Regions from separate parts of the Homo sapiens genome. Here all the other regions are linked to region 1. A link is a loop called in an ENCODE intact Hi-C map of the cell type or tissue named here. Cell type or tissue: OCI-LY7. All regions are shown on one strand. Each heading gives the region's core, and the rest is flanking DNA. Links, peaks and the distances in the headings are about the cores only. Region 1 has its middle 12 kb from the start of GUCY2D. Region 2 overlaps DNAH2 (dynein axonemal heavy chain 2). Region 3 has its middle 19 kb from the start of ALOX15B. Region 4 holds the start of RNF227 (ring finger protein 227).

The links. Hi-C counts contacts between places; a loop is a spot of excess contacts. Peaks named below come from ENCODE experiments on the same cell type or tissue, not always from the same donor. Only the 100,000 strongest peaks of a DNase experiment are listed, where the experiment ranks them.
Region 2: a loop joins it to region 1, with 6 times the contacts of the local background. A loop is called at or near these places in 55 of 110 quality-filtered maps.
Region 3: it touches region 1 in a loop (9-fold over the local background); 56 of 110 quality-filtered maps call a loop at or near these places.
Region 4: it touches region 1 in a loop (16-fold over the local background); 99 of 110 quality-filtered maps call a loop at or near these places.

The regions. Positions count from the first base shown.
Region 1 is chr17:7,987,207-7,994,802 of GRCh38, forward strand. No RefSeq gene overlaps it. Among named protein-coding and RNA genes, the nearest start is that of GUCY2D, 12 kb to the right of the region's middle. In OCI-LY7, for the core only: CTCF peaks have their summits at 1,709 (motif pointing left), 3,127 (motif pointing left) and 3,332; DNase peaks (open chromatin) are centred at 1,705, 3,105 and 5,965; H3K4me3 peaks cover 1,287 bases; H3K27ac peaks cover 1,488 bases.
Region 2 is chr17:7,820,360-7,825,359 of GRCh38, forward strand. It overlaps DNAH2 (dynein axonemal heavy chain 2), which reads left to right. Exons shown (of 86, transcript NM_020877.5): 73 at 884-1,010; 74 at 3,083-3,269; 75 at 3,475-3,623; 76 at 3,762-3,945; 77 at 4,178-4,368. Among named protein-coding and RNA genes, the nearest start is that of KDM6B, 11 kb to the right of the region's middle. RefSeq lists silencers at 2,451-2,500, 2,511-2,560. In OCI-LY7, for the core only: a CTCF peak has its summit at 2,522 (motif pointing right); a DNase peak (open chromatin) is centred at 2,532.
Region 3 is chr17:8,054,384-8,061,979 of GRCh38, forward strand. No RefSeq gene overlaps it. Among named protein-coding and RNA genes, the nearest start is that of ALOX15B, 19 kb to the left of the region's middle. RefSeq lists enhancers at 3,294-3,811, 3,295-3,364. In OCI-LY7, for the core only: CTCF peaks have their summits at 3,497 (motif pointing left) and 6,026; DNase peaks (open chromatin) are centred at 1,938, 3,468 and 6,038.
Region 4 is chr17:7,910,828-7,918,423 of GRCh38, forward strand. It overlaps CHD3 (chromodomain helicase DNA binding protein 3), which reads left to right. Exons shown (of 40, transcript NM_001005273.3): 39 at 20-146; 40 at 637-1,928. The coding sequence ends at 758. RNF227 (ring finger protein 227) reads right to left here and starts at 5,462. Exons shown (of 2, transcript NM_001358699.2): 1 at 4,852-5,462; 2 at 2,512-4,750. The coding sequence starts at 5,368. The coding sequence ends at 4,695. RefSeq lists an enhancer at 4,180-5,113 and a silencer at 5,092-5,401. In OCI-LY7, for the core only: CTCF peaks have their summits at 2,298 (motif pointing right) and 2,500; DNase peaks (open chromatin) are centred at 2,284 and 5,024; H3K4me3 peaks cover 1,425 bases; H3K27ac peaks cover 3,075 bases.

The sequences.
Region 1 (7,596 bases), core at 1,036-6,035:
CTGCCAAGTCAGTCATCACTCTCCACTCTCCCCCTGCTTTCCAGAATGCTGAGTTCTCCTGTCTGTGCTCATTTCCTCCCCCGCTCTTCTTGTCCTTGTGGGTTTATGCCTTTTTTATCCCTTTATTGTAATTTTAGTGGGGTTTGGGGAGGGTGAAGAGATAAATAGATCTGCTTAATCCGTCCTGTTTAATTCAGTTTCTCCTGCATTCTTAACATCCTATTCACAGGATTCTCCCTCCACCTCCTTCTTTACTCAAGATCTGGCTCTGCTCACAGGCTCCTCCCAGACGCCACACACCCCAGAGTTGAGAGGTTTGGGGTCAGTGTCCTCATTCCCAGTGGTTCCTTGAGGGCCATGCCACTCACCTCTTCCACCCCGCCCCCATCCCTGGTGAATGCCATCATTCACTGAGCAGTGGGCACACCCTCTTCTCCATCAGCTCCCAGTCTTCTCATTCTGGTGACTTCACCATCCCCAAGATCAATCCAGCCATCAGCTTGGCCTCTGAGCGCCCCGAACTCCTCGTGTCACATGCTTCTCCTCTACCTCCTTCAGCCATGACGTCACAGGACCAAACCCCCACTGTGTCATCTCCCAGAGCTGCCTCCCCTCTGAAGTCACTAATTCAGGCTGCCTACCCAGCACAACGGCCAGCTAAGAGGTCCCTTCTCCTGTGTGGAGCTGATCCCGTAGTCTATGCTCTGCATCCCTTGTCGCGCCCCCACCTCCCGATGGTGCATTCCATCTGCCTTACGTTGTCACCTTCTCCTTCTCTGTACGGTTTATTTTACTTTATTTTATTCTATTTGGAGACAGAGTCTCGCTCTGTCGCCCAGGCTGGAGTACAATGGCACGATCTCAGCTCACTGCAATCTCCGCCTCCCAGGTTCAAGCGATTCTCCTGCCTCAGCCTCCTGGGTAGCTGGGATTACAGGCACCTGCACCACACCTGGCTAATTTTTAGTAGAGATGGGGTTTCACCATGTTGTCCAGGCTGAACTCAAACTCCCGACCTCAGATGATCTGCCCACCTCAGTCTCCCAAAGCGCGGAGATTACAGGTGTGAGCCTCCACACCCGGCCTCCTTCTCTGTATGTTTTCTGAGGGCAGCACCAGCACCCATTCACCCACTTCCAGCAGCAGAGCCTGATTTTGCCTCTAGACCTCTCCCTGTCCCCCTCAGTCCTTGTCATCTAGGTTAAACTGGCTACACCCTCAGCCTGGTGTGAGCCAGGCCCTGCCAATCCATCACCTTGCCTGGTGACTGAGATGGACTCGGGAGTGGACATCCGACCAAAGGCAGGCCAGTTAGTCAAGAGACTCTTGGATTTTTGTGGAAGCCATTAGGTAAGTGGGGTCTTTGCTGGTTGGATTTAAGTCTGGGAGGATGAAGGACAGCACTGTTGCAGCCGTTTTGCCACAATGAGGGGAGGGCCTTTGGGAGGATAAAGCCCAGCATAGAAGAGAGCAAAGCCTGAGGCCTGCGGCATCTATGCCTGAATCCAGCTGTGCCTGAAGGTAGCGCTGTAGCTCAGGTTTCCAGTTACAAGAACCCATTCAACCTTTCTGCCTTAGCCTGGTTAGTATTGTGGTCCCACTGAACGTACCATTCAGGAGAATCACGTTTAAAAGTGGCACAAGACAAAGACATGAATCTGAATACCTTCAGACATAGTCTACAGCTCCCCCTGGTGGAAAACATTGTTTTTTAGAGTCCAGCTACTAGGCCTTAATTTTTATCCACCACGTGTCCCAATAGTCTGTATATATCTAGGTCAATTTAGAACATCTTTTCTAGTTCAAAAAGCATGTAATTGCTGCTATTTATAATCCTGATCACAGCCCATTCCGGTAATACTTTGTAATTCAGAACTATAATCCCCAACGAAACATGTCCCAGAATCAAGCAGTGAATGTAGAATGTGCTAGATCATTAGGACTCTTTTTTTTTTCTTTTTGAGATAGGGTCTCGCTCTATTGCTCAGGCTGGAGTGCAGTGGTGTGATCAGGTTCACTGCCGTCTCGACCTCCTGGGTTCAATGATCCTCCCGCCTTGGCCTCCCAAAATGCTGGTGATTACAGGCAGGAACCACTGTGCCCAGCCAGGAATCAATGTTTATAATTATCAAAAAAGAGACAAGAAGAAAGGAGGAAACACAAAACCATAATGCGGAAGAATGTTAAAATCCGGTCAAGTATAACTTCATTGATTTCTGGTTTCAAGGATTGTACCCCACAATTGTCTCTTTTCTCCCCACACGTCATGGAAATGATCAGAAAGAAGTAATTGTATGACAGTTTAAAAAATGAACTGTTCCGACCTGGAGCGGTGGCTCACGCCTGTAATCCCAGCACTTTGGGAGGCCGAGGTGGGTGATCACCTGAGGTCAGGAGTTCGAGACCAGCCTGACCAACATGGTGAAACCTCGTCTCTACTGAAAAAAAAAAATGCAAAATTAGCCGGGCATGCTAGCGCATGGCGGAGGTTGCAGTGAGCCGAAATCGCGCTATTGCACTCCAGCATGGGTAACAAGAGCGAAACTCGGTCTCGGAAAAAAAAAAATCTGTTCCAGCAAATGATAAAGCTGGAGAGAATGTTACTAACAGAACTGAAAATCTGAGGAATTTGAGGAAATGTGTTCTTCGTTGAGAGCAAAGTCACGCAGTGCTGAGCTGAGCACCCAGCGCAAAGGAGGGGCTCCCTAAAGGAAGGTGGAAAGGTCTCCCCAGTAGAGCTCCGCCCAGCCCCAGCTCTAAGCAGCGGGCCCCGGGCATCAGGGTTTCAGGGCTGAGGAATGTCCAGCGCCGCCCGATCGCGCCTCGCTTCCTCCATCACTAAACCACCGGGGGACTGACTGCCCGAGGCTGGTGCAGAAGCGGGTGCGGAAGCGGGAGAGGGAACGCGCGTGGCGCTCCAGCCGCCACCCCAACCCTGCCACTTCCGCAGCTGCCCGGGCGCCGCTGCACCCGGACCACTCTGCGGTCTACCCGCTGCGGCCAGAAGAAGAGAGACTCCGGGGAGGGTGGCCCTGCCGCACCCTGGCCTTCACAGAGCAGGGGGCGGAAGAGCCCAGGTGCCCTCGGTGCCTGCGCAACCTGAGCCCCGGCCGCCTCGCGCCTTATCCTTGGGGCTCCCCCTGGCGGCTAAGCCGGTCCCTGCAGGGAAACGTGCCCGTTGTCTCATCTGCATCCACTTAGCACCAAGACGGGGTAGCTGAGGGGGTCGGCGGAAGAGGAGAGGGGAGGCAGCAAAAGATGATCCATGCGGACGACCAGGGAGCCCACACCAGCCTCCAAGCGCGTCAGCCTCCAGCTCCACTCCCCAGGGTGAAGAGTCAACGGACAATCACCCCGAAGTAAGGCCCTACCGCCTCCTGAAAAAGGTGGTTAAAGAAGGGCAATCCGCTAAAGAATAGAGTACACGGGCCGGGCGCGGTGGCTAACGCCTGTAATCCCAGCACTTTGGGAGGCCGAGGCGGGCGGATCACGAGGTCAAGAGATCGAGAGCATCCTGGCGAACACGGTGAAACCCCGTCTCTACTAAAAATACAAAAAATGAGCCGGGCTTGGTGGCGGGCGCCTGTAGTCCCAGCTACTCGGGAGGCTGAGGCAGGAGAATGGCGTGAACCCGGGAGGCGGAGCTTGCAGTGAGCCGAGATAGCGCCACTGCACTCCAGCCTGGGCGGCAGAGCGAGACTCCGTCTCAAAAACAAAAAACAAACAAACAAACAAACAAACGGAATGGAGTACACGAATTATAAGTACAAGAATGTACTTAAAATATTCAAATTAATACCCTCAATAACATTAATGCCAGAATCTTGCATTCACAATAAAAAACTTGGTGTCCAAAATGTGGTACATCCATGCAATGGAGTATTATTCAGCCTCTAACAGGAATGAAATTCTTACACATGCTATAATGTGGGTGGACCCTGAAAACATTACCCTGAGTGAAATAAGCCAAATACGGAAGGACAAATCCTGTATGATTCCACCTCTACGAGGTACTTAGAATAGGTAAATTCATACAGGAGAAAGTAGACTAGAGGGGCCGTCGTTGTTTAATGGGTACAGAGCTTTTGTTGGAGATGGTGAAGAGTTTCAGGTGTAGTGGTGATGGTTACACAAAAATTTTGGCTGTACTTAATGCCACTAAACTGTACACTTAAAAATGGCTAAAATGAGGCCGGGCGCGGTGGCTCACGGCTGTAATCCGAGCACTCTGGGAGGCCGAGGCGGGTGGATCACCTGAGGTCAGGAGTTCGAGACCAGCCTGGCCAATATGGCGAAACCCCGTCTCTACTAAAAATACAAAAATTAGCACGTGCCTGTAATCCCAGTCTGAAGGTATTCAGATTCATGTCTTTGTCTTGTGCCACTTTTAAACGTGATTCTCCTGAATGGTACGTTCAGTAGGACCACAATGCTAACCAGGCTAAGGCAGAAAGGTTGAATGGGTTCTTGTAACTGGAAACCTGAGCTACAGCGCTACCTTCAGGCACAGCTGGATTCAGGCATAGACGCCGCAGGCCTCAGGCTTTGCTCTCTTCTATGCTGGGCTTTATCCTCCCAAAGGCCCTCCCCTCATTGTGGCAAAACGGCTGCAACAGTGCTGTCCTTCATCCTCCCAGACTTAAATCCAACCAGCAAAGACCCCACTTACCTAATGGCTTCCACAAAAATCCAAGAATTGAGTCTCTTTTTATTTATTTATTTATTTTTTTGAGACGGAGTTTCACTCCTTTGTCCAGGCTGGAGTGCAATGGCAGGATCTTGGCTCACTGCAACCTCCGCCTCCCAGGTTCAAGGGATTCTCCCGCCTCAGCCTCCTGAGTAGCTGGGACTACAGGCACCCGCCACAATGCCCGGCTGATTTTTTGTATTTTTAGTAGAGATGGAGTTTCACCATGTTGACCAGGCTGGTCTTGAACTTCTGGCCTCAGGTGATCCACCCGCCTAGGCCTCCCGAAGTGCTGGGATTACAGGTATGAGCCACTGCACCCGGCCAAGAATTGAGTCTCTTGACTAACTGGCCTGCTTTTGGTCGGATGTCCACTCCCGAGCCCATCACAGTCACCAGGCAAGGTGATGGATTGGCAGGGCCTGGCTCACACCAGGCTGAGGGTGTAGCCAGTTTAACCTAGATGACAAGGACTGTAGCTGGGACTACAGGTGCAGGCCACCACGCCCGGCTAATTTTTTGTATTTTAGTAGAAATGGGATTTCACCATGTTGGCCAGGATGGTCTCGATCTCCTGACCTTGTGATCCACCCACTTCGGCCTCCCAAAGTGCTGGGATTACAGGCATGAGCCACTGCACCCAGCCTGTTGTGGCCATCTTTAGAAAATACAATACGCCACAGCCTGCCCTCTGACCACAACTCACATTCCAACCACATGAAAACACAAGGCTCTTCCCATTATGGCATCAACTCAAGGTCTAGCACTTCTGCATCCAAGTTGGGTCCAGAGGCAGCTGAGTCTCCACAGGTGATTCACCAACTTTCTGCAGCTCTCAGGGTACCTGTTCTGGATTAAAAATGAGATCATCCCAGCTCTGTGGGGTGGTCAAGAGCTTCCCTGGAATGTGGCATCGTAACATTCCACTAGCACTCCCTGAGCACCTTACATGCCCAGCTCCACTGTGTGGACCCATGGAAAACCTGGATGAACAGGAAAGACCCAGAATTTGCCAATGCAAGCTTTGGTGTAGGCTGTCCTCTGTGACTGTCACTGGTTCCACTGATGCAGGGCAGGTGAGCCCCAAAATTGAGGCTTAGCCAGGGAGGGTTCTTGGCTTCACCCAAGAAAGAATTCAAGGGCAAGCTGGTGGCAAGGGGTGGATATGCAACAATTTCTAGAAAAAGGTTGGTAACTTCTGGGTTGTTGAGTTGTTGCCATGGAAAGGGGTAGTAACTTCTGGGTGTTGCCATGGCAATGGTAAACTGACATGGCACTGGTGGGCGTGTCTTATGGAGTGGTGTTCTCACCTCTTCCGTGTTTCAGCTAGTCTTCAATCTGGTCCAGAGTCCAAGCCCCACCTCTGGAGTCAAGTCCTGCCTCCTATATCACTGCTACTTGGATGTCATCCCCAATCGTGGAACCTTCTTCAGGTTCCTTAACTTTACTACATTCAACTGTAAAATCTCATAGCTACATTCCATGGTGACTTCAGGTTTTTGAACATATGCTGATAAATACTTATTTGGAGGGATCACACAGTGGTCCTGTCAGCCAGCCTCACTTTCCATTGTGGTTACATCCTCATCTGTAGAGCAAGGCTTCTTACCATTTTTTTGGAATATTTATCTTATGAGAAATGGGAATACTGAAAGCATAACTATTAAGACTTCATATAATTGAGACAAATAGAAAAGATTTACCTACAACAGGGTGTTCACTGGCTTTAAGCTAAAGGACCTGGCAGACTGCGTTCTAGTTGTTAAGGAAAGAAACAAAATACACAAAATCCTGGGAATGCATCATTGGAAGTTGAGCCTAAAATGTACTGTATTATTGGGGACTTTATATTAAATACATTTGATGACAGATTTACCCTCTTTGGGAAGAGAACCTTCCTGATAGTCTGTGGTTCCCACTCTCCTATCAGGCCCGAGTCTGCGTTTTTTTGTTTGTTTTGTCTTCGTTTTGAGATGGAGTTTCGCTCTTGTTGCCCAGGCTGGAGTGCAGTGGCACGATGTCGGCTCACTGCAACCTCTGCTTCCCGGGTTCAAGGGATTCTCCTGCCTCAGCCTCCCCAGTAGCTGGGACTACAGGCACATGCCACCACGCCCGGCTAATTGTTTGTATTTTTAGTAGAGACGTGATTTCACCGTGTTAGCCAAGATGGTCTCGATCTCTTCACCTCGTGATCCGCCCGCCTCGGCCTCTCAAAGTGCTGGGATTATAGGCAACAGCCTCCCCGCCCGGCCGAGCCTGCGTTTTTAGGTGTACCATGCAGCATACACGAAAGGGATGAAAGACCCGCGTATCCATTGGCCCTGACTGCTGTGACGGATTACCACAAACTTGGTGGCTGAAACAACACACGTTTACTCTCTTACAGTTCTGGAAGTCAGAAGTCCGAATTCAGTTTCACTGGGCCCAAATCCGGTTGTTGGCGGGGCCTTGCTGTCTCTGCAGAATCCATTTCCCATCCATTTCCCGGAGTCACATTTCTTGCGTCCCTTGGCTCCTGTCCTCCAGCAGCGCAGCATCCTGCTTCAGTGTTGCTTTGCTTTGTGTGTCGAATCTCCCTCTTATAAGGACGCTTGTGATTACATTGAGGGCCCACCCAGATAATCCAGGATAATCTTTCCATCTCAAGATCCTTACATTCAAATGGCGAAACATTATTGAATAAAATGAAGTAAATCTATATCTAAGAACATGGAAAACGTCCAAGACATGTAATAAAGGGAAAAATAGAAACTAATACTCGACAACCAGTTAGAAGATATAATAGAAGAAAAGGACCTACAAGAGCAATATAAAAGATAAAATGCTTTTTAATAAACTTAACACAGTTCACAGGTTCTGGGGATTTGGAAATAAAAGAAAAAAAAAGAAAAGAAAAATACAATGATAAA
Region 2 (5,000 bases), core at 1-5,000, 170 kb before region 1:
GACTGCCAGTGGTTGGTTGCTTGGCCCCTGTGGCCCACGAAAGCCCTCAGGACCTGGCCTTCTCCTGCCTCAGCCTCACCTTTCCCACCTTGCACTGGGGGCCTGAGCGTCCCTGACTGCCCTGCATGCTGTGCCCTTCTCATGCTTTTGCTCATGCTGTGATCTCTCTGCCTCTCCCATGTCACCTGAAAACTCTACTGCAGCTTGGGGCAGCTCCTCGGAAACTTTCCAAGTCCAGCAGGCAGGGACATCATAACTGATGGCCTCTCTGTCCTCTCCGAGACTGTGGCTTATTCATCTTTGTGTCTTCAGGACCTAGCAGAGTGCCTGGCAAGACAGTAGGGGAATAATGAATGTTTTGTTTTTTAATGGAACTGAATGACTAATTATGAGTGAATGGCTGGGCACGTTGGCTCACACCTGTAATCCCAGCACTTTGGAAAGCTGAGACGGGTGGATCACCTGAAGTCAGGAGTTCAAGACCAGACTGCCAACATGGTGAAACCCCATCTCTACTAAAAATACAAAAATTAGCCAGGCGTGGTGATGGGCTCCTGTAATCCCAGCTGCTTGGGAGCCTGACGCAGGAGAATCGCTTGAACCTGGGAGGTGGAGGTTGCAGTGTGTCGAGATCGTACCATGGTACTCCAGCCTAGGTGACAAGAGCGAAACTCTGTCTCAAAAAGTAATAATAATAATAAGTGGACTCTGGGAAATTCTTGTGTCTAGGCCCCTGAGTCCTCAGCTGTTTCCAGGAGGTTAGGATTAGAGGCTGGTGAGGTCCTCTGTGTGAAGCTGTGTGATAGTAGCATCATAGCATTCGCATGGAGCATCAGCCCCCATTCCATGCTGCCCCTCCCTCTTCCCTGTCCCTTTCTCCCAGGTACACCTGCCGTACCCTTTTCGAACGCCACAAACTACTATTCAGTTTTCATATGTGTGCCAAAATCTTGGAGACTTCTGGCAAGCTCAACATGGATGAATACAACTTCTTTCTACGTGGGGGTGTGGTGAGTTGGGCAGAGAGCACATCCCAGGATGGGATGGTCAAGGTTGGGGATGAGGGCAAGTGTGACAAGGACTCCAGACCCAGAGGGTCAGGCCCACAGCATCAGTGAGTGAGCTGAGAAAATCCAGGCCAGCATCAGGTGCATGGTGAGCTCCCTGGGGCTGCGGAGGTGACTTGCCATGCACCCCCTTGCACTCAGCGCAGGCTGGGCTTTGTGGCATGTCTCACCTGTGACCCACAAACTGGCCTGATCTTGCCGCTTTTTTACTGCCTTTCAAGGCACTCCTTCCCCAGCCTGAGTTCCATGGTCGCCCTCACAATCTCTCCCTCACAGGCTCCTCAACCCCAGCTTTTCTCCTCTCTCTGTCGCATCTACCGCTCTGGCTAGATCCAGCTCCTCTTCCCCTCTGTCCCTGCGCGGCCAGTGCACTGAGCATGGCCGGAGAAGAACACATCCACACCGACTGGACGCGCTTTAAGTCCATGATCGTGAACCTCAAGGAGGCCCCTAAGGCTTCCAGACAACCATGCTGCACTCTCCCGCCCTCCTAGACATTTTCTTGACTTTTCCCACCTTCACTTCCTGCCTCCCACCCCAAACTCTCAACACAGCAACCAGAGAGGTCCCACTCTGTCACTCACTGTGGCTGGACCGCAGTGGCAGTGATCTTGGCTTACTGCAGCCTCGACCTCCCAGGCTCAAGCCATCCTCGCATCTTAGCCTCTGGAGTAGCTGGGACTACAGGCCTGCGCCACCACGCCCGGCTAATTTTTGTATTTTTTGTAGAGGCGGGGTCCCACCATGTTGCCCAGGCTGGTCTCGAACTCCTGGGCTCAAGTGATCCTCCCACCTCAGCCTCCCAAAGTGCTGGGATTATAGGTGTGAGCCACTGTGCCCGGCCTGAGAGGTCCTTTTAAAGTGGATGCCATTGTGACGGGCTCCCCATGGCTGGCGCCACCTCCCACCACACAGCCCCCACTCCACTCCAGCCACGCAGGCCTCATTGCCCTCCCCAAACCCCCTGGCACGTCTCGCCTCAGGGCCTTTGCGTGGCCATGCCTTCTGCTGGAAGCCTACTCCCCGGCGTGTGCACCTGGCCATCTCTCACCTCCTTCAGACCTCACCTCAATGCGACCTTGATCTTCTTATTTAATACTTCAAACTACCCCTCAACACTCTCAGTCTCCCTTACCCTCCTCAGAGTATCCTATTTTTCCTTGGCACTGCCGTCTTTGCTATACTAGATAATTTACTTATTTGTTATGTTTTTGGTTCATAATCTGCCCATGAATTCACAATCCCATGTTAGAAAATAAAATCCCCAAGGGCAGATATATTTGTCCATTTTGCTCAGTAATGCATCCCAATGATTAAAATGCATAGTTGGCGAACAATAAATATTTGTTAAGAAGAATGAATAAGCAAGTGAGTGAATGAATGAGTAAATAGTTTGTGCTTCTGTGAAGGTGAGGCTACCAACCAGTCATTAGGTTGGAGACATTATTACCAGGCAACCAGCAGAGGGCGCCAGCTTCCTAAATTTGAACTGTGAGGGCTAAGGGCAGGGTCTGAGTCCTAGCCCCCACGTTTATTCCCCAGGATCCCTGTATTCATCTCTTCACTCTCATACAAAAGCCATTTTGGGCTGGGCGCGGTGGCTGACACCTGTAATCCCAGTACTTTGGGAGGCCGAGGAGGATGATCACCTGAGATCAGGAGTTCGAGACCAGCCTGGCCAACATGGTGAAACCCCGTGTCTACTAAAAATACAATAATTAGCCAGGTGTGGTGGCGAGCACCTGTAATCTCAGCTACTCAGGAGGCTGAGGCAGGAGAATCGCTTGAACCTGGGGGTCAGAGGTTGCAGTGAGCCGAGATTGTGCCATTGCACTCTGGCCTAGGTGACAAGAATAAGACTCCATCTCAAAAAAAAAAAAAAAATTCCATTTGGTTTTCCCACCGAGAGAGAGAAAAATACAGAGAGAGAGAGAGAGAGAGAGAGGAGAAAAAGATCACTCTTCTTTTGAAGTATTCCCAAGTCAATCCCTTTCTTCCTCCCCTTCTCCCACCAGGTCTTGGATCGGGAGGGCCAAATGGACAATCCATGTAGTAGCTGGCTTGCAGATGCCTACTGGGATAACATCACAGAGCTAGACAAACTGACCAACTTCCACGGACTCATGAACTCCTTTGAGCAGTACCCTCGTGACTGGCACCTGTGGTATACCAATGCTGCCCCGGAGAAGGCGATGCTGCCAGGTACCAGGCGTCTGTGTCCCACTCTCACTTTTCTCCTTCCCTCCATTCAGCCACATGCCGGCCCTTCCCATTGTCCTCCATCCCCTCTCCCAGCTGGTGCCTGCCTCCTGGCCCGGAGCACATTCCCGGCAGGTGCCCCTTTGTCTGGATTCCCCGCTCTTCCAGACTCACTCCCTCTCCCTGCAATGACTCACCTCATCCCCAGGTGAGTGGGAAAATGCCTGCAATGAAATGCAACGGATGCTGATCGTTCGCTCCCTGCGCCAGGACCGCGTGGCCTTCTGCGTGACCTCCTTCATCATCACCAACCTTGGCTCCCGCTTCATCGAGCCGCCTGTGCTGAATATGAAGTCGGTCGGTGGCTCGGCTTCCTTGTCCCCACGGCCCATGGGTCTTTCCTGCCTCCCTCGCTCTGTTTCAGTCTCCTTCATCTCTCTCTCCCACTTTGGTCATGTGGCCTTCTGCCTGATGCTATACCTGTGCTTCTGGCAGGTGCTGGAGGATTCAACCCCACGATCCCCACTCGTGTTCATCCTGTCCCCTGGTGTGGACCCCACCAGTGCCCTGCTGCAGCTGGCAGAGCACATGGGCATGGCCCAGCGCTTCCACGCCCTGTCCCTGGGCCAGGGCCAGGCCCCCATCGCTGCTCGGCTCCTCCGAGAGGGTGTGACTCAGGGTTGGTGTCCATCCTTTCTTCCACCCCCATCTTCAGCCCAGTCCTTGTCCCTAGAACCTCCAACCTCAATTACACTACTGTCCCTGTACCTCCCACTTCTACAGAGGGCCCCAGAAGTGGCAGATCTTAGTGTTAGGCCCCCCCAGCACCCCCACCCCAACACCAGGTGGAAAGCATGAGGACAGGCAGGGCTTAGGAAATGATTCCCACTGACCCTGGCATCTCCTTGCAGGACACTGGGTGTTCCTGGCAAACTGCCACCTGTCACTGTCTTGGATGCCTAATCTGGACAAGCTGGTGGAGCAGCTGCAGGTGGAGGATCCTCATCCATCCTTCCGCCTCTGGCTCAGCTCCATCCCCCACCCAGACTTCCCTATCTCAATCTTGCAGGTCAGCATCAAGATGACCACAGAGCCACCAAAGGTATGTGGCCATAGAGAACCAGCATCATCAGGGCCATCTGGTCCACCTTACCTCCTGCTAGCACCAGAGAGAGGGCTTAACCAACAACAACATGATTTGATTGTCCTCAAAAAATTCCACCTCATTCCTCTCCTGTTTGTGCCAAACTCCTAGAACACAATAATAAGAGCTAACATTTCTTGAGTGATTATCATGTGCCACGCACTGTTCTAAGTTCTTTACATTTATTAACTCGTTTAATATGGGTGTGTGCACACACACACCCTATAAGGTGAATACTGTTACCCCCATTTTAAAGATAGGAAATGAGATACAGAAAGAGTAAATAAGTATTCCAGAGCCAGAGTTTGGGTAGTTGGGTCCCCAAATTCATTCTTTTATACCTCAGAACCTTCCTGCCTCCCATCATTTCCTTACATCCTCTTCCGAATGTCACACTTCCTGCCTCTTTGCCTTTCCTTTCCTCCGACTCTACTGAAATTTTTATCTCCAATATCACAAGCTCATCACCAAATGCAATCATCACCACCCTCTAAAATCTGCCGTGTCACTGCGCTTCACCCACTCACCCCTGCTTAAACTATTTTAGTAGCTTTTCATTGCGCTTAGTTGAGATCAAAATCCTTTTTGCT
Region 3 (7,596 bases), core at 1,164-6,163, 67 kb after region 1:
GGTGGATGTTTCCCACTCAGCCCACTGACTCACAGCAATCTCCCCTGGAAACACCCTCACAGACACAACCAGAAATAATGCTTTACCAGTTCTCTCGGTATTCCTCAATGCAGTCAAGTTGGCACTTGAATGCATTAATGATGAAGTGTTATATAATATAGGTAGAAAACAAGTCACACCATGAGAAGCACATGATCCCTTTTGTTTTTTGTTTTTTGAGACGGAGTCTTGCTCTGTCACCCAGCGAGACATGCCACCATGTGGCATGATCTCAACTCACTGCAACCTCCGCCTCCCGGGTTCATGCCATTCTCCTGCCTCAGCCTCCCTAGTAGCTTGGACTACAGGCGCCCGCCACCATGCCTGGCTAATCTTTTTTATTTTGAGTAGAGACAGGGTTTCACCGTGTTAGCCAGGATGGTCTCGATCTCCTGACCTCATGATCCGCCCGCCTCGGCCTCCCAAAGTGCTGGGACTACAGGCGTGAGCCACCGCGCTGGGCCCCCTTGTGTGTTTTTTTTTTAAGTGAAGTATGTAAATCAATAGAAATGGCAAGGAAAGATCTGGAAAGAAGGATGCACACCTAGCTGTTGCTTGAGAAGGAGAGTGGGATTGTACAGCAGGGCCACATTGAGGAGTAAAGAAGTGGGAGCCTTAAACTAAGAGAGAGAGAGAGAGAGAAAGAGAGAGAGGTGAAACCCTGAAAAGGAGATCTATTTGATTGCTTGAGGTACTCACAGGGAACAGCCTTGTTAAGAAAAATTATCCAAAACTGATGAATAGAATCAAGAGGACAACTGCCTGTCCTTTTAAAGATGTTTTCTTTTCTTTAATTTTTGGTTTTCCTTCTTTCTTTTTTTTGGGGGGGTGGTTTCTGGTTTTTGAGACAGAGTCTCACTGTGTCACCCAGACTGGAGTGCAATGGTGCCATCTCAGCTCACTGCAACCTCCGCGTCCCGGGTTCAAGAGATTCTCCTGCCTCAGCCTTCCAAATAGCTGGGATTACAGGCACCCACCACCACACCCGGCTAATTTTTGTATTTTTAGTGGAGACGGGGTTTCGCCATATTGACCAGGCTGATCTCGAACTCCTGACCTCAAGTGATCCTCCCACCTCGGCCTCCCAAAGTGCTGGGAGGGATGCTTTATTTTCTAGCACGGCATACCACTGTTTGACTTTTCTGTGTGTTATTAATAAAGGCCTCGATTTATGTGAAGTTCATGTAAATGATTTGTTCCTTTTTTTAAAAGCAAATAAACTGGAGATTATAGTTCATTGCTCTGTAGAATGTTGACTAGTTTCATATCTAACCCAACAATCGTGTCCTAACATTCCTTTATTAAATTGCCTGTAAGTGCCCGGCTCCTCAATTGTTCTTGAAACCAGCATGACCATCTGGCTGAGTCGAATAAAATATTTGACTTGTGAACATTCTAATTTGTATGAACCATGTTTTTAATTTGTTTGAAATCCCTCCCAGGGTGGAGGGAGAGCTGCTTGTGCCACCCCAGAACAGTGCCTAGAACCCCAATCCCTTCTTCTCTCTGCCAGGTCCTCTTCCAGCCTCCTCTTTATCTTTGTGCCCGCCTTCCCCTCACCGCACCCCCATCCATGTTGGACATCCCAGGGGTGCCTTTGCTCACTACCCCAGGGAATGAGAAACAGACTCTTCTGTCCCCACCCGCATCCCCCACTGACCTAAGAAGGTGCTGAAGCCTGGGACAGAGACAAAAGTGGCAGAAATGGAGAGGGATGTGTGGGTTGAAATAGGGGGCTTGGATGTGGGCCCAGGTGGTTGAGGACCAGCCTACACTGTGCCCATTTAAAGATTAATAGTATATGCTTTAGAATAGTGCTTTACTAATATGATTATGAATCATAAGTATAATAGCTTGTGCTTAGTACAACAATAAGAGAATCAGGCGGTGAGCTTGCTTGACTGACCACAGAGTGGAACAAACAACCACAGGAAGTCTGCGGAGCCTCTGAGCAAGAAAGTTGGCTTATTGCTCAACCTTCCACTTGAGTGCCTGAACAAAGGTCTCATGGGAAGGGAAGCGACCCCTGCTCCATTACCCGGGAGGGTACTGCAGGAGGCTGCTGGTAAAAGAGGAGAAGTCCTCTGCAGTAGGGTTAAGGAGGAAGCCTCCTATCTCCCGCATGTTCCCAGAGGCAAAGCAGCTGCTCTGCTGACGGTGCTCAGGCGTTGACCACTCCTTTGATGTACAGGCCTGTGGGTTTGAAGGGCTGTTTGCTTTCACGTCCTGTTCTGTTCTATTAGCCGCTTAGTTGGACTCTGATGATTATCTGTAAGTTAAACATAGAGTATTAGCTTACGTAGTGGAACAGTAAATAGTATTAACTGGCTAATGACCGACACAGCAGGCTCCGCCACCTCTCCCTATGCTCACCCAATGATCACCTCACCATCAGCCCACCCTCAGCCTATAGGATCAAAGGAACTGTACTCAATAAATATCAGTGGAACCCAGAGCTCCTGGCCTTTGCAATCTCCACGTTGCGATGGATCCTTGGACCCACTTTTGTTAACTCTTAAACTTTGTGTCTTTGTCTTTATTTCTTTTCTCATTCCCTCGTCTCCACCGGGAAGGGGAGAGCCTGCGGGTGGTGTATCAGGCAGGTTCCCCTACATCTTTGGCACCCAACACGGTCTCCTTGAACCCAGGTGAAGTTACACCTGAGCGTGGTCGTTGTGAAGAACGGTCTGTCCAGGAACTCCCGAGAACGTGTGGTCGGCCTTGCGGTAAGCTTGTGCACTCGGAGCATTCCAGGGACACCATGGGACAATCCAAAAGTAAACATTCTGCATATTTACATTTTATTAAGCTCCTCTTAAAGAGGGCAGGAATTAAGGCTAGCACAGAAAATTTGATTACTCTGTTTCCAACAGTAGAGCAATATCGTCCTTGGTTTCCTGAACATGGTACCATGGACTTCAAAGATTGGGAACAGGTGGGAATTGCCTTAAAACAAGTTTGTAAGGAAGGAAAATTTATCCCCCTAACAGCCTGGTCAAACTGGGCTATAGTTAAAGCAGCCTCGGAACCGTTTCAATCGGAAAATGAGGCTTATCCTCCAGCAGAAAGAATTTCTGCAGAGGAAGGTGGTGATGCTGCTGAAGGAGGAGAGGATAGTGAAGAAGATTTTGAGGAAAATACAGACAAACCTGGAGATGAGTTAATTTCTTTTGAGGAGCACGTGGGACCTTCAGCTGCTCCTAAAATAGAGAAGCCATATATGCCAAGATGTTTAAAACAAAGAAGGGCCTTGAGGAGCAGTCGGCTCCTCATTGGGATCATCCGGAGTGGCCGCCTCCAATAAAGCAATGTAGCTTGGAGCCTTGGAGGTCTGAATCTCAAATTTGCCCTGTTTCACGAATGAATGAATTGTGGCCTCAGGAACCACGAGCGCATGGTGTAGCACCAGTACAACATAAGGCTGCACTGCCATCTAATGTTAATGAATCGCCATTACAGTTTACTATTCGGCAGGCTAGATTAGCCGGAGATCTTGATGCCTGGCAGTTTGCAGTAGTTTTGCAACCCCCACGACAGCAAGGTGGAGCCCATCAAGCGGTATGGGAACCATTTTCTTTTAAGCTGCTCAAAGATCTTAAAGCAGCTGTTGGTCAGTATGGTCCCAATTCGCCTTTCATCCGATCGCTATTGCAATCTGTGGCTCAGAATAAGCTATTGACTCCGTGTGATTGGGAGATTTTAACGAAAGTTACACTTTCGCCCTCCCAATTTCTTCAGTTTAAGACTTGGTGGACCGACGAGGCTCAAAATCAAGATCGAAAAAACCGTGCTGCTAATCCTGCTATTGCCATTACATTTGAACAACTTCTAGGAATAGGGGGTCAATGGGGAACTGTAAACAACCATCAGGACTTCGAGATGATGCCATTGAACAAATTCGCAATTGCTGTTTGAGGGCATGGGAGAAAATTCAGGATCTGGGAACTACTTATCAGTCTTTTAATTCTATTAGACAAGGCTCAAAGGAACCATATCCTGATTTCATTGCTCGCCTTCAAGACGCAGCACAGAAGGCTCTCACTGATGAAAGTGCCAGGAAGGCCGGGTGCGGTGGCTCATGCCTGTAATCCCAGCACTTTGGGAGGCCGAGGTGGGCGGATCACCTGAGGTCGGGAGTTGGAGACCAGCCTGACCAACATGGAGAAACCCCGTCTCTACTAAAAATATAAAAATTAGCCGGGCGTGATGGCACATGTCTGTAATCCCAGCTACTCAGGAGGCTGAGGCAGGAGAATTGCTTGAACCCAGGAGGCGGAGGTTGCGGTGAGCCGAGATCACGCCACTGCACTCCAGCCTGGGTAACAAGAGCGAAACTCCGCCTCAAAAAAAAAAAAAAAAAAAGAAAGAAAGAAAGAAAGTGCCAGGAAGGTGATTGTAGAATTATTGGCTTGTGAGAATACTAACCCTGAATGCCAGTCAGCTATTCACCCAGTGAAAGGAAAGGTTCCGGTGGGAGTTGATGTGATTAATGAATATATCAGGGCATGTAATGGAGTTGGTGGAATCATGCATAAGGCTATGATAATGGTTCAAGCCACGACAGAGTTAAAAGTGGGAGGTCCAATTAAAAACTTTTCAGGCAATTGTTACAATTGTGGGCAATTTGGACACACAAAAAAGGAACGTAAGAACAAATCGAACAAACAGGCAAGATATAATCAAATAAAAGAACCACCTGGCTTATGTCCCAGGTGCCAGAAGGGTAAACATTGGGCTAATCAGTGTCACTTCAAATTTGACAAAAATGGCCAACCGTTACAACCGCAGTCGGGAAACAGGAAGAGGGGCCAGCCTCAGGCCCCGCTCCAAACGGGGGCATTCTCACTCCAGCAGTTGGTCCCTCAGTCGGTCATTGCCTCTAGTCCAACCACCATCATTGTCTCTTGCCCAACCACCACAGTAACACAATTGGCGCCAGCTACAGCAGGGAGTACAGGCTTAGATTTATGTTTCCCAAAAGCTATCTCTCTGCTTCCAGGGAAATCCCCTCAAAAAGTCCCCACTGGAGTATTTGGCCCTTTACCTGATGGACAGTTGGACTTGTTTTAGGAACATCTAGTCTAAACTTAAAAGGAGTTCAGATTCATACTGGGCTGATTGATTCAGATTTTGTGGGAGAAATTCAATTGGTTATTAGTTCCAGTATTCCTTGGAGTGCAAACCCAGGAGATAGAATTGCTCAGCTGTTGTTATTACCTTATGTAATAGTAGAAAAAAGTACAGTAAAAAGAGAAAGTGGTTTTGGCAGTACTGACAGTGAAGGAAAAGCAGCCTATTGAGTAAATCAAGCTTCTAAAAACAGACCTGTGTGCACAATGATTCAGGGAAAACAGTTTGAAGGACTGGTAGACACAGGTGCTAATATTTCAATTATAGCTCTAAATCAGTGGCCAAAAGCGTGGCCCCGACAAAAGGCTTCTATGGGCTTGATTGGAGTAGGCACAGCATCTGAAGTCTATCAAAGTGCTACAATTTTACATCGTTTAAGACCAGATGGGCAGGAAGTCACCATCCAACCTATGATTACTTTCATTCCCATTAATTTGTAGGGGAGAGATTTGTTACAGCAATGGGGTACAGAAATCACCATTCCCCCTGCAATTTACAGTCCTGAGAGCCAAAGAATGATGACCAAAATGGGATATATTCCTGGGAAAGGATTAGGAAAAAAATGAGGACGGAATAACCCAGCCGATTGAGGTCTCAGTTAAATTTGACCGAAGAGGAATTGGATATCCTTCTTAGGTGCGGCCACTGTTGAGCCTCCAAAGCCCATTGCATTAAAACGGAAAACTCCAAAACCTGTTTGGGTTGATCAGTGGCCGCTTCCTCAACAAAAACTGGAGGCATTACATTCATTGGCAAAAGAACAATTAGACAAAGGACATATTGAACCATCTTTTTCACCATGGAACGCCCCAGTTTTTGTAATTCAGAAAAAATTCGCTAGATGGCGCATATTGACCGACTTATGAGCGGTTAACGCAGCCATTCAACCGATGGGAGCTCTCCAACCAGGGTTGCCATCTCCGGCCATGATCCCAAAAGAATGGCCGATGGTAATAATTGATCTAAAAGATTGTGTTTTTTACTATTCCTTTGGCTCCTCAGGATTTTGAGAAATTTGCATTTACAATACCTGCCATGAATAACAAGGAACCAGCTACTATATATCGATGGAAAGTTGTACCCCAAGGAATGTTAAATAGTCAAACTTTTGTTGGAAAGGTTATTCAGCTTGTCAGGGATCAGTTTCCTGATTGCTATATTATTCATTATGTTGATGACATTTTATGTGCTGCTGCAAGCAGGGACAGACGGATTGAGTGTTTTGCTAGGCTACAAGAAGTGGTGGGACTTACAGGTCTCGCTATAGCACCAGATAAAATCCATACTACACCCTATCATTACCTGGGAATGAGGGTACAGGAGAAAACAGTAAAGCCTCAAAAGGAGGAAATTCGTAAAGAGTCCTTAAAAACCTTAAATGATTTCCAAAAATTATTAGGGGACGTTAATTGGATAAGACCTACTTTAGGAATTCCCACCTAAGCAATGTCTAAACTGTTTGCTTTGCTGAGATGGGATCCAAATTCATGTAGCAAAAGAACTCTGATGCCTGCTGCAGCTGAAGAGTTACAAATGATTGAGGAAAAAATTCAAAGTGCTCAAGTCCGTAGAAGAGATCCTAGTGTTCCATTACAGCTCTTAGTGTTCCCTACTCTCCATTCTCCTATAGGAGTGATTGTTCAAAATGTTGACTTAGTTAAATTGTCCTTTTTAACGCACAGTACGACTAGAACTTTCTCAATTTATTTAGATCAAATAGCTATTCTTATAGGCCAAATACAACTGAGAATAGTCAGACTCATTGGCACCGATCGAGATAAAAATGTAGTTCCTTTAAACAAAGCACAGGTTCGACAAGCCTTTATTAATTCGTCAGAATGGCAGTCAAATCTGGCTGATTTTGTTGGCAGTATAGATATTCATTACCCTAAAACTAAAATGTTTCAGTTCCTAAAAATTGACTACCTAAATTTTACCCAAAATAACTAGTTCCATTCCTTTGGAGGGAGCCGTAACTATCTTTACTGATGGCTCTCAGAATGGAAAAGCAGCTTATACAGGACCGGAAGAAAAGATTATTCAAACTCAGTTTCATTCTGCACAAAGAGCTGAGCTACAAGCAGTTATATCTGTATTGGAAGATTGTAATCAACCTGTTAATATAATCTCTGACTCTGCTTACGTATTCCAAGCTGCCAAAATGGTAAAAACAGCTTTAGTAAAACATATTTCTGATGATCAGTTAAATTTCTTGTTTAGTTCACTTCAACAAGCAGTTAGGACTCAAAATTTTCCCTTTTATATTACACATATTTAGGCTCACACAAACTTACCAGGACCTTTAACCCTATTAAATAATCAAGCAAATTTATTAGTGACGCCTGTTCTAACAGTGTCCGGCCTCTGAGCCCAAGCTAAGCCATCATATCCCCTATGACCTGCACGTATACATCCAGATGCCCTGAA
Region 4 (7,596 bases), core at 266-5,265, 77 kb before region 1:
TGCTTCCTCTCTGTTCCAGGCCTACCCGCCGGGTCCCTACGCTACACCTCCGGGGTACGGGGCGGCCTTCAGCGCCGCACCCGTAGGGGCCCTGGCCGCCGCAGGCGCCAATTACAGCCAGATGCCTGCAGGGTCCTTCATCACAGGTCAGCTGGTGTTTTCCTACCCCCTGCTACTCACACTCCTCCTTTGCCAAACTTTATTTCTGCTCAGCTGCCCTTTAACTGCTCTAGTCCATCTCATTTCCTTGGTGGTATCCGGTGTTTTATGGGATAGAGTTGTTCTAGGCTGTCCCCCCACCCATCCCTTTCTTAACCCCTCTTCAGTCCCCTTTATTAAAAACCAGAGTTTTAGTAGATCTGTGGCTTGGTGTCTTCTACCCGAGCCACCTCCCTCCGGGTTCCTTCAAGGGAAAGTGAATATGAAACCCGAGGGGTTAGAGAGTGGGAACATGTGTTCAATCATGTAGCACAAAGTGGAATCTCAGGGAAAGGGGTTTGCCCGGGTCTTCCCTCCCTCACGTGGGACAACGGGAAGTGGCAGGAGGTGACCTAGAAGTGAGAATTCACCATTGTCATGAAGTGACGTTTGAGAGTGATCTGGAGATTGATCTTTCCTTACCCCTTTCCCAAACAGCCGCCACCAACGGCCCTCCAGTGCTTGTGAAGAAGGAGAAGGAAATGGTGGGGGCATTGGTGTCAGACGGGCTGGATCGGAAGGAGCCCCGAGCCGGGGAGGTGATCTGTATAGACGACTGACTGGATCCCAGGCCTGCCCTTCACCCAGGCCCCGTCCCCGAGGCCGACCCCCAGCTCAAGCGCTGGGGCCTGCTGCCAGCCCTCCACCTTCCCCACCCCTTGGGCCATCACTGGGCTAGGAACCCCTTTGCCCCTCTCTGCAGCTCCTCTCTTCAAGAAGGGCCCTTTGTCTTTCTCCACTCCCACACACCTTTCCCACCAAGCCTTGAAGACTGTGCTGGTGAGAAGAAGTCTGGGTGGGAGATGGCTGGCAGGGTCTTCCAAGTACCTTCCTCCCACACTGCCAAGTATACACAACTTCCCAGTAAATGGTTGTGGGGAGGAAAGAGGTGGAGCCTCCCCAGCCGTTTCCCTGCAGAATCAGCTCTGTCTCATGTGGAAGTGGAGAATCAGCCTTGCCTGGCCTTTAGGAACTTTTGTGGGGAAGAGAGCTTTGAAGAGAGGAGGGGGACTTTAGAGAGGGATGAAAATGAGCCCTGGGAGGGAGGAAGGGACGAGGAGGGGTGGCTGCATGTTACCGTCCCCTACCTCTCCCCACGTGGAGGGTGGAGCAGTTATGAGGGAGGAAGTCAACTGCTGTTCAGCCTCAGAATAAAGGTGCCGTTCACTGGCTCAGTTACCTCCTGTGTACCGGCATCTTGTGTTGGGAATGTTCCCCCCTCCCTAGGGACCAAGGACCACCCCTACAAAAAGAGTAATGGTTGGGTGATACTCCCTCAAGCCAAAGAGGAGCTCCCCAACCTGTTCTAGGGACCCAGGTAACCTAGAAGGGTGGGAGAGAATACAATGGGCCAGATGTGGTGGAAGCCCAGCTCTGGGGCTCAGGTTCCTGGAAGACTTCTACTACCCTCCCTCCTCAAGGCCTGGATACAGACTAAATTTGTATAAGTCAGGCAGGGGACCTAGTCAGGGTCTTGGGAGCTACCTTGTCGTTGGGACCAGAGCAAAATAGTGGAGGGCAGGCTAGGGAAATGTGGGCACATCCCCCCTCCCAGGAGGGGCCGGGGAGAGTGGCAGTTTGCATGGCGAACCCCCCACTTCCTCTTTGCTGCCCCTTCACTTTCTTGCTGCCCCTTTCCCAGTCTCTCTTCACACCCACTCCTGGTCTGTCCTGATCCCCTCTTCTGTATCAGGTTTATTGGTTGTACATATAAATTATACTTTCCTTTCTGTGTGCTCTGTTATTTTTTATGGGGGGGGGGAGTTTTTGGGGGGAGGGATAAGAAAGGTTGTTGCTTTCTGCCTTTTCTTTTTAAAAAAATCCTACAACTTTTTCCTTTTCCTCATTTTTATCTCTTAGATTATTCACTAAAACTGAGGTTCTTCCAGCCCCAGCTATGTCATGGCCTCTGTAGAGAAGGAGGGTGAGCAGCAGATACCTACGTAGCCTCAGGTTGACTTCAGAGAGAGTGGGACTTACTGGACAGAAATGTAGTGGGAGGAGCGCCTATCAAGATTCAAAACTGCCTTCCAGCCATCCTTTTGATCATCCTTTCCACCTTCAAGTTGCTTAGTTCCCCTAAGAGTCAGTAGAGGTCACTACAGCTCCACAGGTTCAGCTCCAGTATGAAGCAAAGGCACACTTTTTTTTTTTTTTTTTTTAAGGCGTTGAGGGTCAGATCTGTCTAGCTTACCAAAGATTTGAACTGCTAGGCACTTCCTTGATGTTTATTGTTCACTAAACAGAGCCTCTGAGAGATTGAGAGAGGCCAGACACTTAGTTCACAAGGCTATTATATTAAAAAATAAGAGATAAAGCCAACAAATATTTATTGAGTACATACTATACAGTAACACTGCTGTTGGCCCTGGAGATAAAACAGTCACAGGTCAGCCCTTGCTCCCATAGGGCTTACACTCCAGTGGGGACACCCACAAAGCATGAAAATAAAAGCAGTAAAAATAAAACAGGGCATTATGTTACAGAGGGGTGGGGGAAAAGGCTCTACTATGTTGAAGGCAGAAAAAGGCCTCCCAAAAGAGGGAGCATTTAAGCTGAGATGTAAGGACAGGAAAATGCCAAAATAGGGTTACAAAAATTGAGGTTTATACCCCCATAAGTGTATAATTATGATTTGTCAATCAAAAATATTTATATTTTAAAAAGATTGGAGGCCTCTAAAAAATTGAGGTTAATAATAAGTTCACATTTTTAACTAAGAGAAAAATGTTACATAGTAGGTTAGGATTTCTTTAGCAATAGAATGTTACTTTAGAACTTTGGGGCCGGGCGTGGTGGCTCACGCCTGTAATCCTAGCACTTTGGGAGGCCGAGGCAGGCGGATCATGAGGTCAGGAGATCGAGACCATCCTGGCTAACACGGTGAAACCCCATCTCTACTAAAAATACAAAAAAATTAGCCAGGCGTGGTGGTGGGTGCCTGTAGCCCCAGCTACTTGGGAGGCTGAGGCAGGAGAATGGCGTGAACCCAGGAGGCAGAGCTTGCAGTGAGCCGAGATCACGCCACTGCACTCCAGTCTGGGCAACAGAGCAAGACTCCATCTCAAAAAAAAAAAAAAAGAACTTTGGATAAAATAATCTATCAGTCATACCTATTATGCTTTAAATATTCTACCTACAGATGGTGATATCCTAAAGAGTGTAGGATCTAGACCAATGGTACTTAAATTTTCACATGCACACACATCACCTGGGATTGTTAAAATGCCAGAGTCTGGCCCGGCGCGGTGGCTCACTCCTATAATCCCAGCACTTTGGGAGGCCAAGGTGGGCGCCATCACCTGAGGTCAGGAGTTTTGAGACCAGCCTGACAAACATGGCGAAACCCCATCTCTACTAAAAATACAAAAATTAGCCAGGTGTGGTGGCAGGCGCCTGTAATCCCAGCTACTCCGGAGGATGAGGCAGGAGAATCGCTTGAACCTGGGAGGCGGAGGCTGCAGTGAGCCGAGATCACGCCACTGCACTCCAGCCTGGGCGACACAGTGAGACTCTGGCTCAAAACAAAAACAAAAAAACAAAAAACCCTGCCAGAGTCTGATTCAGGAAGTCTGGAGTGGGATCCTAGAGTGAGACTGTGCACTTCCGTTGACAGTACACCAACACTGCTGGTCCTTGACTATGACTTTATGGTCATAAGATACAGGATTCTAAAATAGAATACATGGCATATATACAACAGGTGATGTCCCATTATGGGACACAAATTTTAAAGACACTTAAAATTGTATAAGTATCTTTTCAGTAGCGCTAGTGTGTTCCCGTGACTGTAAAGATAACACAGATAATAGCAAAAGTTTGAAATATGATGCCTTTCAAATGGCTCTCCCTTCCTACTTTGATAGGCTCTAATTAGGTGCCTCACATAAATGCCCTTTGGAATTTCTGATACCTGCCCTAGCAGGTTGAAGGGAGATTCTGAAATGAAGCAAGGCTCCTAATCATAGTCACAGGCAGGGAGCCATCTCAATTTCTGGAACACAGAACTGGGAGTGGGGAGACAGCAGGCATACCAGCACCCTTACATGCCAGAGAAGTGAGATTAACATGACGCGAAAATTAGCCTCTTCTCTCCCGTTCCATCTTAAAAAAAAAAAAAATTCAAACCATTGACAAAGAATTGCTAAAATGGGACCTGTTGCTCCCACACACCAGAGCCACCCTGGACAAAAGCCAACGTCCCAGCTAAGAAAACAGTCTGTCTTCTTCCCACGGTAACGTAGGCTTTGTTTATATCATCCCTTGGCCACTCCATCCTGAAAATGTAAGACTGGCACAGTCAGTAGATGGGGGCGAGTTCGTCTAGGAGCCTCCCCAACTCAGCATCAACACCTCCCAGGGCGTTCCCTCCTGCCTTCGGCTCATCTCTCTCATCACATGCCAATCCTGGGATCTGAGAGAGAGTAGTCTTGACATCAGCCCCCGCGAGGCTGCAGCTCCCACCTTCCTTCGGCTGTAGCTTCCGAGTTCCTCGGTTACAACGTGCAACGGGTCAGGTGGCCAATGTCCTTGATCTCCGCACAGTAGAGCACTGGGGGAAAGAAGAAGGGTTAGTGGCAGCAGGAGCATGCCAACGAACCTCGGTATTCCTCGGCGCTCTCTCCCCTGCATCCTCCCCGGGCAGCCCCTCACCGTTGCTAGGCAGCGGACGCCGCCAGCGCCGCGCAGGCCCCAGGACCCTGTCCCAGAGCCGCCGGAGCGCGCGCCACCCAGCACTCCTAGGCCCCGCCCCCTTCTCGCTCTCCCCTTCTTCCTCCGCCTCTCCGTCAGCGTCGCTGCTTTCCTTGGCCGGGTTCCCAGCCTCATCTCGTTCGCACTTGGCCCGCGCTTTTTCCTCCAATCGCGACCACAAGTCCGAGTCAAGAGCCATCTCCGTGAGGCCGCCGCGAGGGAGCTGCGAGGGCGCGCGGCAGAAGGGGCACGTGACCACGCGGCGCAGGCGCACCACGCGCGCGGCCGCCCCGCCGCCGTCCCCGCGCGCCGCCAGCTCGCGGAGGCAGGCGGTGCAGATCGTGTGGCCGCAGCGGGCGCGCGCCGTTCCGGGCAGGCGGCGGGGCGCGCGGCACCCGAGGTTGAAAGGACGGTAGCAGATGTTGCAGTCCAGCTCGCCCCGCTCCGGAAGAGAGGGTACCCTCACCAAGAGCTGCATCGTGCCCGCCGCGGACTCGAGGACGTCGCTAACGCGGCCAGCTCCGTGAACAGAACGAGCACACTCTCCTGGGGCCGGGTCGGGTCCTGGGGCCGGCGCCGCGGCCTCTTTCCCCTTTAAATAGGGGAATAAGTGAGGCCCCACCCTTCGGAGCGTCACGCCTTGATCGGGCCGCTCCCTGTGGCGGCACGTGTGGGGGCGGTGGAGGCTTGAGGCCGGGAATGACAGCAATGATGGAGTCGGGGAGGCGGCCCAGGCCATGCCAGGACCGGAGCCCTGGGGGCCAAAGCACCCATTCCTCCCTACTCCCGGGGGAGCGGGGTGGGGCTTTCCTTCTTCCCCCAACGCAACGCCAGCGCTCCTTAATTCTACCATGTACAAAGCCCCGGGTCTCTCTCTGCGCCTGAGCCCTCAGTCACTGGCACAAGTCTCTAAAGCCCCCTCCGCCTATTCAGTTGCTCGCAGTTAGTTTCACAATCCCACCCAGTTTCCAAACACGGCCCGTTCTGCCCAACCTTTAGTGGTCCCTGGGCCTTTGAATCGATTTTGCCCTCAATTCTCATTATAGATGACCTCTCTGTGTTGTTTGTAAGGCTGGCTTCCTAAACTTCATTCTCCCCAAACTGCTTAACTCTCAGCTGGTATCTCAGCCTAAGGAGGGACCTAGATGCCAGGACCATGGCTTTAGGAATGCTGGGAATCCTTTCCTTCCGGAGGCCTGGACACCCACACATCGTGATGGCCCCAGCAAAGCTCCCCAGCATAAGTTCTGACTCAGGGGTCTGACTTCTCCCACTGGTAAACAGGACATGGTACTCACAACCCACATTCCCCTCATGGTGCCACACCCACACACAGCTGCCTCCTCACCCTCCTCTCCTGGACCTGCAGCCCAGGTTCTGTTATGGAGGGTGATAACACAGTCTAGAGCCAGCTGGCTTGAGTTCAGATCCTAGCTTCCACCTCTTACTAGTTGTGACACTTTGAGCAAGTTACTTAATTTCTCTGGGCCTTGGTTTCCTAGTTTTAAAAATGTGGATAATAATAATGAGGACTGAATGAACTTATATGTGTAAGGTGCTTCAAATGGTGTCCAGTACACAGTAAAACACCAGGTAAGTACTATATTAGCTACTATTGTTATCCTGTGCCCCCAGCCTATACTGAATTCACATTAACTTCTGAGTACCCAACATTTTCTTTTTTTTCTTTTTTTTTTTTTTTTGAGACGGAGTCTTGCTGGGTTGCCCAGGCTGGAGTGCAGTGGCACCATCTCGGCTCACTGCAAGCTCCGCCTCCCGGGTTCATGCCATTCTCCTGCCTCAGCCTCCCGAGTAGCTGGGACTACAGGCGCCCACCACCACGCCCAGCTAATTTTTTGTATTTTTAGTAGAGACGGGGTTTCAATGTGTTAGCCAGGATGGTCTCGATCTCCTGACCTGGTGATCCGCCCGCCTCGGCCTCTCAAAGTGCTGGGATTACAGGCGTGAGCCACCGCGCCCGGCCAGTACCCAACATTTTCAACACCCATCCATCTTGACCAATATGTGCATGATGAGCTTCTCCACACCCATGGCATTTACCAGCTATCACAGGCAATGCAAAGCTGGTTTTTAAACCTAAATTGTTAAAACCTAGAGGGTAATCTCTTTTGAGGAGGTATACCATCATTTTTAAGCAAACATTTCAGAACTTTTGAATGGTATTGTCTGTGATCATGGGAGAAGCTGTCTACTTATTACAGTGATGCTGTCACAATTCAAAACTTTTTGGTCTTAAAAAAGGACTGGTAGGGCCAGGCATGGTGGCTCTTGCCTGTAATCCCAGCATTTTGGGAGGCCGAGGTGGGTGGATCACTTGAGGTCAGGAGTTCAAGACCAGCCTGGCCAAATGGTGAAACCCCATCTCTACTAAAAATACAAAAATTAGCCGGGGGTGGTGGCTCACACCTGTAGTCCCAGCTATTTGGGAGGCTGAGGCACGAGAATTGCTTGAACCTGGGAGGTGGAGGTTGCAGTGAGCCGAGATCACGCCACTGCACTCCAGACTGAGCAACAGAATGAGACTCGGTCTCAAAAAAAAAAAAAAAAGGGGGAACTGGTAGGTATCTATTGTTAATAAATACATGATGGGCCGAGTGTGGTGGCTTACGCCTGTAATCCCAGCACTTTGGGAGGCAGAGACGGGCAGATTGCCTAAGCTTAGGAGTTCACGACCAGCCTGGGCAA